Regions from separate parts of the Mus musculus genome. Here region 1 is linked to region 2. The links are chromatin loops, found by intact Hi-C in ENCODE. Cell type or tissue: left cerebral cortex. All regions are shown on one strand.

What was found. Peaks named below come from ENCODE experiments on the same cell type or tissue, not always from the same donor. Only the 100,000 strongest peaks of a DNase experiment are listed, where the experiment ranks them.
Region 1: it touches region 2 in a loop (5-fold over the local background); 4 of 42 quality-filtered maps call a loop at or near these places.

Annotation. Positions count from the first base shown.
Region 1 is chr13:23,750,298-23,755,297 of GRCm38, reverse strand. It overlaps H2ac4 (H2A clustered histone 4), which reads right to left and starts at 4,210. Exons shown (of 1, transcript NM_175660.3): 1 at 3,706-4,210. The coding sequence starts at 4,165. The coding sequence ends at 3,773. H3c2 (H3 clustered histone 2) reads right to left here and starts at 2,953. Exons shown (of 1, transcript NM_178203.3): 1 at 2,458-2,953. The coding sequence starts at 2,918. The coding sequence ends at 2,508. In left cerebral cortex, CTCF peaks have their summits at 2,985 and 3,833; DNase peaks (open chromatin) are centred at 3,037, 3,776 and 4,231; H3K4me3 peaks cover 1,016 bases; H3K27ac peaks cover 1,618 bases.
Region 2 is chr13:21,751,224-21,756,223 of GRCm38, reverse strand. H2ac15 (H2A clustered histone 15) reads left to right here and starts at 2,312. Exons shown (of 1, transcript NM_178183.2): 1 at 2,312-2,847. The coding sequence starts at 2,397. The coding sequence ends at 2,789. H2bc15 (H2B clustered histone 15) reads right to left here and starts at 2,148. Exons shown (of 1, transcript NM_178201.3): 1 at 1,671-2,148. The coding sequence starts at 2,101. The coding sequence ends at 1,721. In left cerebral cortex, CTCF peaks have their summits at 1,306 and 2,632; DNase peaks (open chromatin) are centred at 1,302 and 2,270; H3K4me3 peaks cover 1,813 bases; H3K27ac peaks cover 1,092 bases.

The DNA.
Region 1 (5,000 bases), 2.0 Mb before region 2:
GTAACCCTAGATGGAAGTTGCAATTCTCTGGCCTCAGTCTCCTCAGCTAAGTAGCAGGTTTGTGCCACTGTGTATGATTTTTATTGTTAAAACTTGTAATCTAAACAGCAGATCTTAAAACTTGACTTCCAAGTTGTCTTTAAGAGCCTTGAACTTTCATACAAATATCCATAACAAAACTGTTTTCTTCAAGAGTACTAGCTGTAAACATTATCATGTGCCTGATATCATTCTGTGTGCAGTTCCTGGAGGATAGAAATCATGTTTACTATAGATCTCAAATGCATACTATCTGTTTAATTACATATATATAGCAAGGTAAAACTTCACAGTTAGACCCTCCACCTGGGCTTTAGGATGGATTTGGCAAAAACATATTTTTTTTTATATAACTTACAAGTTATATAATACAAAGCTATAAGTTACCATAAAGAAAGACCCAATTTTTTAAAAAAGTGTTTTTATTCCAAGTGGAGTGCAGAGAGGAAGGTATAGTAGAACACTAAAGGAAGATCAATATTATTTTAGCAAAATTTGAAAATCAGTTTATTTGTGTTTTGTTTTTGTTTTTCCTGCTCTATAGAGAGAATAGGGGGATATTAGACCATACTACTTCCTAAGAACAAAAACAACAACAAATCCTTAAAAGATTTTTAAGTACATGGTGATAATTTATAAACTGAGCAGAGTCTATGCAATTAAGTGATGCTAAGTAAGATGTAATTTCAGAAGCTTGTTTGAGTTATTTAAAATTTTTATTAAAAAACAATATATAGCTCAGAAAAATTGAAACTATGCATTGGAATATATTCTAATGATAATCATAAAAGATAGATGGTGTAGATTCCAATTTCAAATGGAAAAAAAGATTCATCTGAGATGGCCTAGTAGGCACTTATGATAGAATCTGAGCCTGTGCAAGCTTCCCACACAGTGACTACTATCTGCTGCTGCAGACTATCCACTACTGAGGTCTCTCAAAGAAGATGCACGATTTTATTATTTATTAAGATATTATTATATTTGTTATATTATGAAATTCTATTAAATCTTCAAATAAATGACTGAATGTAGAATCCAGGTTTTAAATGCATGCTTCTAGTAAGGACAATGAGGCAAGAAGAGCCAGACCCTTGAAGACTGCTCATCTGATTCTTACAGAAAAATAGCAAGTTTGCTGCCTTTCAGCAAACTGTACCTAAAACACTACTTTGTTACAGAGGAGAGTAATATATATATAATTTATTCATAACAGCTAAGCAGGGGACATGAATGCCAGCACAGCAAAAACCAAATGTTTAGATATTGGGCATTCAAGGGACATCATGACCATAAGACACCATATGTGGATGACATATCGTTGCCAGGCAGAGCTATCTACAGCAGCCTCTAGGAAATCAAATACCTAGACATATACCTTTTCTTCCTTTTTGTTTGGTTTGGTTTGTTTAATAGGTAAGCTAAGCAAGTGTGATACCTTTTGACCTGGACCCCAGTCTCTTCTAATATCAAGACAAGGTCTTACTAAACTACCAAGGCTGTCTTTGAACTCATTCTGTAACAAAGGGGACTTCAAACTTGTGATCCTGCTGCCCCACTTAATCTATGGAAGAGTATCAGGGAGTGCAGATGTGATTTAAAATAAATTATCATTTTGTAAGCCAGGTTTTAATGTCATTGTTGTATTTGCTATTATTATCCCTGGAAAATATATCCACACGAATCACCCACAAGTTAAATCTTGGTAGTTTGTTGTCTATTCACATTCCCGATATAGGCAGTGTTACATGTAAGAAAGTAGTGGGAAAGGGATGGGAGCCAATGTCTGGAGTGAGAGGTTGTGTAGAGAGGCCTCTGTAGTTTAAAGTTCAGAAATATAGTGAAAAAATTTACAAAAACTAAAAATTTCTGACGATTGCTTGAAATATCCCAGCATAATGTAAATTGTATTTAACTTGAAATACTACTTTTCAGCATCTATTAAAACATAGAAAACAAAATTTTTTAAGTTTTGTACTAGATTTCAATGAGTAACAGCAAAAACAGTAAACATTGCACAAGCTTCAGGACAGACAAGTGTTGGAACCAGAAATATGTGAACAAAAGACACCTGGATATGACCTGTAGTGGAAATTACACAAGAGAGCACAAATATATAGCACGAAAACAAAAACAAAAAAAGACAAAACCCAAGAACAGACCAAAAAGGAATCAAGACAGGCAATGCTTATGACATAAAGCCTGACAGTCCATTACTTTTGGCCACTTATTGTAATATGTAAATTACTGTTTAATTTAAAGGCAGTTTCCAGGACATGAGCTCAAATACCAGCAACAACTGAAGTGAGAACTGATGCCTACTGAAGAAAGCAACAGTATACTTTGTAACTAGATAAATCTTTGAAAAACAAAGTTTCCAAGACAGTAGAAAAGTAACAGCTGCTTTTACAGAAACTGTGGGTGGCTCTGAAAAGAGCCTTTGGGTTCCAGTTTGCACTTTGTTTCGTTTAAGCCCTCTCCCCACGAATGCGGCGGGCGAGCTGGATGTCCTTGGGCATGATGGTGACACGCTTGGCGTGGATGGCGCACAGGTTGGTGTCCTCAAACAGACCCACAAGGTAGGCCTCGCTCGCCTCCTGCAGAGCCATGACGGCCGAGCTCTGGAAGCGCAGGTCGGTCTTGAAGTCCTGCGCGATCTCGCGCACCAGGCGCTGGAACGGCAGCTTGCGGATCAGCAGCTCGGTCGACTTCTGGTAGCGCCGGATCTCGCGCAGCGCCACGGTGCCGGGACGGTAGCGGTGAGGCTTCTTCACGCCGCCGGTGGCCGGGGCGCTCTTGCGGGCGGCCTTGGTGGCCAGCTGCTTGCGCGGGGCCTTGCCGCCGGTGGACTTGCGAGCGGTCTGCTTAGTACGAGCCATGACTTTAACAAGGGAAAATAGACTGACACTATAGTGAGCTGCAAGGCGCTGTCCACCTTTTATACAATCAGACTATCCGCTATTGGACCGAAGAACATTCAAAGGGCCCGCGCTTTGTTGGGATTGGTCAGCCTCTGCTTCTAAATCCTGGTTAAAAAGCTTTCAGAACATGCACACTCTCCGCCTCTCTTCCCCTCCATCTTTGCTATCACTTTAATTTTACACTGTAGTGTATATAACTCCTGTGAACAGAAATTTTACATAAGAAAGTTTTACATAATTTTACTTACATACATACATCAAATTGTCTCAAGCTTTGAAAACTCAATTCAGGTAATCAAACAAGTGAACATAGAAATTTAAAGTAGGTTTTGTGAGCTTTGCAAGACCTAGTTTAAATAAATGTAGTTTATCAATTCTAAAATCAAATATTTGCAAACCGATACACACAGGCAGATCATGTTAGTTAAAATACTGCCGAAACTATGGAAGTGGGATTTAATGGCCCTTAGCCCTTACTACCATTATGCTCTAGACAATCGTGACGTGAATGACAAACCTGGGTGCCAAATTTCTACTAAAAATTTATATAGTATGTTCTAAAGGTTTCATCTCTTACACACTTTTGACTCAAACTAAGGAAGGTCGTAAGATTTATCGCAGGGACTAACAGTATTAAAATCAATTTACTAAGATTGAAAGCTACTTCGTAACTTTTTCATATGTAGTATAAAAACTGTAGTGGAAGAACGTTTCACGAGGTGGCAGCTCATTTTATGGAAAGATGTGGGTGGCTCTGAAAAGAGCCTTTGTTTTGGTTAACTTTCAACTGGGCAGTACAGACAATCGCCAGATTACTTCCCCTTGGCCTTGTGGTGGCTCTCGGTCTTCTTGGGCAGCAGCACGGCCTGGATGTTGGGCAGGACGCCGCCCTGCGCGATGGTCACGCGGCCCAGCAGCTTGTTGAGCTCCTCGTCGTTGCGGATGGCCAGCTGCAGGTGGCGCGGGATGATGCGCGTCTTCTTGTTGTCGCGGGCCGCGTTGCCCGCCAGCTCCAGGATCTCGGCCGTCAGGTACTCCAGCACGGCCGCCAGGTACACCGGGGCGCCGGCGCCCACGCGCTCCGAGTAGTTGCCCTTGCGGAGCAGCCGATGCACGCGGCCTACGGGGAACTGCAGGCCGGCCCGGGAGGAGCGGGTCTTGGCCTTAGCGCGGGCCTTGCCACCCTGCTTTCCGCGTCCAGACATGTATGCGTTTAAGTATCAGTAAAGGCAAAGCAGAGAAAGGAAAAGAATATATAGTAAATTCTGCAACTGAACAGCAAGCATTTATACTAACTGGAGGTATTCTGTTTGTGTTTCTCCCATTGGTTAATATATCGTACCCAATAGAAAGCCAGAATTTGAGCTCCTCATTTGCATAAAGGCCTGCATTTTATTTTTCGCATCCAGTCCTTTTTCATATCGTTCTTTAAAAAATAAAAACCACGTAGATTCTGGGATTTAAACTCTGGTTTTCATGATTAATAGTTAAGAACTTTTTTTTACTTTCTTTTCCAGTTTTTACTTAAATGGAAATAAGTAACTGACTGATTTTCTTGTTGTTTTCATCAAGGTCTTTGTAGTTTTAGAAACTCTGAAATATAGAGTAGGAGTGTTTCTGAGTTGTTAAGCTACTGTCCTGTTTTCAGGGTTTAGAATTGTGTTTTTATGACAAGGAAAGTCAGTGTGGCACTTCCTCCATCTTGTATTCCTGGTAAGGCCATTTCAGGTTTAACTACTTCTTGATCTTGACGTAGAATCTTATAGAATATTACCCAACTGTTTTATGAACCAGAGTTCAAGATTCCCTAGCTAATGTAGCTTCTTTTAAACTGCTTGTTACAAACAAACAACAACAACAACAGAAAAAAATTCTCCCTCTAGCAGCAGAGTGAGATACCAGGATGTGATCCTCAATACAAGGAATAAATCATTTCAATCAGCTACAAACTGTTTCTGAATGGTCATCCTTGGTGGGCTTCTCATAACGGATTAGGTACATAATTTTAGGTTCTATGGCAGGCTTTCTTTTAGCTCCACC
Region 2 (5,000 bases):
ATTCAATATTGATCATCCATATTCAATATTATATTACAAAATATGGTTAAACAGAAAAGGGGAAATGAAAATTTGGTGAAAGATGTCAGGCCAAGACAATACACTTGCTAGCCATCCCTTGAAAACAAGAGGATGTTTGCATAATTATGGCAGCCTACTGCCTTCACACTCCAGTAAGTATTTCCTTGACAAAAAAAAAGTATTCTTTGTATAGTACGAAAAAAAAATCCAAACATTATAGTTTGGTGCATTATACACTGTTTAGTTTGTAACCAGAGCTGTAACAGTTTATGGTTAAGAATAAAGCCTTTGTACTCTGCTTCCCACATAAGATGAGTCCTTTCCTCTTCTTAGCCCTGATCTTTCACACATAATTTTAGCCCAAATCTAAACCCATGAGCCTTGTTATTGGCCTCTATCCCTCTTCATAGTAAAAGAAAATACAAATACTTAGAGAAACAAGGTTTTCATAAATTTTTCTTTATGAAAAATGTAATGAAGTTTAGAATTTTTACACAGGTTCTTTCCCTCTCTATTGTATCTATACTATCATATATATAGTATGTGACAACCAAGATGACATAGGAAACACACACCGAAATGTAAAGCAAATTATGTCAAACATGCAAGAGCAAATTTCTGTTCCCAAAAAGTTTTCAGAGGCTCTGTGCTTCCCAGACATCTGAGCCGACCTTTATCGCTCAAATAGTCTCTGTGTAATATTTTTTATTTTCACTTATCAATATTATTAGTTGGTAATCACACACTTTTATATGAACTTCAAAACTAATTTGGTTTTGATTTTATGAAGTGCTATTGTATGTGAACCTCCTAAAACATGCCTGAAATTTATTTCAGCTGTTTTCTTCTGTATATGACATGTATTGTTAATTTATCTCGATTAATTCATTTAAAAAAATGAAGAAACATGTATCTATTTCTACTAGTTTGTCTGAAAGAATGCCATGTCCCCTAAACAAACAAACAAAAAATTCAAAACTGTTGCTTATGAGCTGGGAGTCACTAGAATACACTAATCATATAAAAATGTACCACCAAAAGAACTGGAGCGATTTCGTGTAGATTCCAGAAAGATTTAAAAATGTTTCAACTAATCTATTGCAATATTTAAACTGAAAATCCCATTAAGGTGAGAATAAGGAAACAGCAGGCAAAGGCCTGACTTTTCCTTTTAAATTTGTTCCAAGCATCAGAAACAGTGGATAAGGGAAGCACCCCAAGAATGGTGGAGAAACAAACGCCACTATCTCTGGCGCTTAAATTTGAAATTGCCCGCGCAGCACAGTAATTGGCTAATGAAGCCACTAACTGATAAGGACAAGATGAGTGTATGTTTTACTTCTGTTAAATTAATGCAAAGAGGAGGGAAAAAAGAAAGACGGCTTACAACACTGTATTCAAGAGGGTAGGAATAGGTGCTATATGTATAGGTTAAGACCAGTTAAGTTTATAGTGTGGAAGGGAACTTTCTAGTCATGAACCTCTGGAATTGACACCTTCCATAAGTCTTTAGATTTCTAAGCAATTATCTCACAAAGTGCACATCCTTCCAATAAAGTGAGTGGCTCTAAAAAGAGCCTTTGTTTCAGGAGTGAGTTAGAGGAACCCCAAAGTGAATACAGGGCAACAGCCTTTTTTAGTTGAAAGTGTGGGTGGCTCTGAAAAGAGCCTTTGGGTTAGGAGTGTGAGTTAAAGGAACTCACTTGGAGCTGGTGTACTTGGTGACAGCCTTGGTGCCCTCCGACACGGCGTGCTTGGCCAGCTCCCCGGGCAGCAGCAGGCGCACGGCCGTCTGGATCTCCCGGGATGTGATGGTCGAGCGCTTGTTGTAATGCGCCAGGCGGGACGCCTCGCTCGCGATGCGCTCGAAGATGTCGTTCACGAACGAGTTCATGATGCCCATGGCCTTGGAGGAGATGCCGGTGTCGGGGTGCACTTGCTTCAGCACCTTGTACACGTACACCGAGTAGCTCTCCTTGCGGCTGCGCTTGCGCTTCTTGCCGTCCTTCTTCTGGGCCTTGGTGACGGCCTTCTTGGACCCCTTCTTCGGGGCGGGAGCGGACTTAGCGGGTTCAGGCATGGTAGGAACTGACCAAAAGCCTAAAGATACAGAAAGAAAAGAAATGTAAAGTGTGTCTGCACAGGCTGCCTTTTAAACAAACTTGTGGCTATAGCTATCGCGAATTAGCAGTCGTCATCCACCAAATACCCAATCATAGCAAGGGCTTTTCAATGCAACTCTGTTATTGGTCTAGGTGCAATGCTTCTATGTAACCAATGAAATTCCTACTTTTTCATGCCCTGCATTGACTATAAATACTGTCAGCTTTGCCTTCAAACCACTTACTGAGCAGGCTTATATTCTAGGTTCTACCATGTCAGGAAGAGGCAAGCAGGGTGGCAAGGCTCGCGCCAAGGCCAAGACCCGCTCCTCCCGGGCCGGCCTGCAGTTCCCCGTGGGCCGCGTGCACCGGCTGCTCCGCAAAGGCAACTACTCGGAGCGCGTGGGCGCCGGCGCCCCGGTGTACCTGGCAGCCGTGCTAGAGTACCTGACGGCCGAGATCCTGGAGCTGGCGGGCAACGCGGCCCGCGACAACAAGAAGACGCGCATTATCCCGCGCCACCTGCAGCTGGCCATCCGCAACGACGAGGAGCTCAACAAGCTGCTGGGCCGCGTGACCATCGCGCAGGGCGGCGTCCTGCCCAACATCCAGGCCGTGCTGCTGCCCAAGAAGACCGAGACCCACCACAAGGCCAAGGGGAAGTGAGGCCCTTGATAGAAAGCAACCCTTTCCAACCACCAAAGGCTCTTTTCAGAGCCACCTACAAAAACACTTGGAGGAGTTGTGCTACTTTGGATCATTATTGGGCTAATGAGTGCAACACTGAGATAATGTGAACCTAACCCTAGTTTTATTAATGCCTTTAGAATTGTTGCATCCAACCTATTTATACAAGCCAGTGTGAAATTTAATTTACTGACCTATAAATACTAGTAGCTATTACTACGTTTTAATGTTTCAGGCCACGAAGTTTGCTTGTATCTTCCTGTAGTGCATTCTAGGAGGAAGAGCAAGTTACAGCTTAGGGACTACTTAGTTCCCTCAGCATTTACAGGATGACGTCTGTCGTTTTTATAAAATTTGGGAATCTGTTCAGCTTTATACCCCCTTTCAACCTTTTCTGTTACATTGCAGAAGATTTTTTTTTTTTGTAAACACCTTATAACTTACATGCAAGATAAAGGTTACCGTGGTTGCACAAACTTTTAAGGAGGCTGAGGTTAAAGAAAATGTTAAAAACAAACAAACAAAAAAACCCTCTGCTGCCAACAGACTTGCCGAAGAAATGCCGAAGATATACAATTCAGTATATTTCTATTTATTCTGAGTCAGTAGAAGAAATTAGCAGAAAAGGAACTCTAGAAAGGAAGGTTGAAGATTGATGTAGTAAATCTATTACTAGAGTTATGTTATCTGAAAACAATTTGGAGTATATATGGACAGCAGTTACCATGAAAAAGTCATTTAGGGGGCTGGAGGAGTGGCCAAGTGGTCAAGGATGATTGCTGATCCTGTAAGAGTTCTCTAGTTTAATTCCTAGCTAACATCAGGTTTAGGGTTGCGGCAGAGAGAAGCTAGAATTGCAGGTCTCAGTCTCCCTGTCATCTCACAGGTCGAGTACCCACTGCCTGTTATATCCTGTGCCAAACTCCACTTACACACACGGACTGAACCAAACACACATCATTCTTGGACATGTGGAGCTTGATGGAAGCCAGGATCCACCAACAATCAAAAACCTTATACATCCTGTTGGACCTCCCAGCCTGCTTGGTGTCCTATAGTCAAATCTTCAAGTTCCACAGTATTCAAATGACAAATTTGAAACAGAGGAATAAGAAACCCTTCCTTTGTCACTTTTTATTGTTAATTGTCTTTTTCTCATGAGACTTCCTCATAGAAAGCAGAGACATGGGAGCACCTCCAGAACACCTGGAGAAAAGTCCCAGCATACGGGTTCAAGCCAAACTCATCATTTTATCTGGGTTCCTAAAATAGCCATTGGCTTTCTTTCAGGATTCACAGGCACTGAAGCCAGTCTTCAGTGTAGTCCTTGTTTTCTCTACTGAGCGGAGATGACAGGCTCTTAACTGTGCCTCTTCACAGCTCTCTGGTACAGCCCTAATACTCTTCATGGTTTATCCTTTCCCACCTTTCTGACTTTGACTTGCGTCATCATCCCTGCATAGTTGAAACACACACACACACACACACACACACACACACACACACACACACACACACACACAGAGACAGATAGAAAAACAAAACCAAAAAATCCACTCACCTCTCACCTGAAAGGGAATAAGAAACAGTGTATACTAGAGGTTTCTCCAAATTTCATGTTCCAACATGGAAGGAGTCTTATGAAGTTATAAAACAAAGTAAAGATAGGTTTAAACATATTGGAGAGATGTGCAGCAATGTGGGAGAAACTTTTCTACAGATCCCAGATACTATCTGATGACTTTCTTGCCTTTTGGATTGGTGGAAACTACTGATCTGCTATGTTGAGGTTACAAATGAGGTTTTTATCTATTAGTCACAAACTGTTAGACATAGAGGACCACATTCAGAGCATAAAGTGTGACCAAGAAGACAACCAGCATTAGAACCTGTGACACTCCAATTTCACTGTTTTCATACCTCTCATATATGTAGTTCCTGTCAATCAACCAGTTTTTGTAAATATAGTTTTTCCATCAATTTTCTTGACAGATCCTAATTTAGTAGATGTGGGGGAAAAGTTTCAGGAGATTAAAAAAAAGTGTTTTTCATTATACTTGTACTGTACAGAGAGTATTAGTACAGAGCATAGTAGTCACAGATGAACCCCTGTCTTCAAATATTTTGTTCAGACTTCACAAACCCACTTGGATATTTTCTTGAAAATATTAGTGAAAGTCAATTAAATAA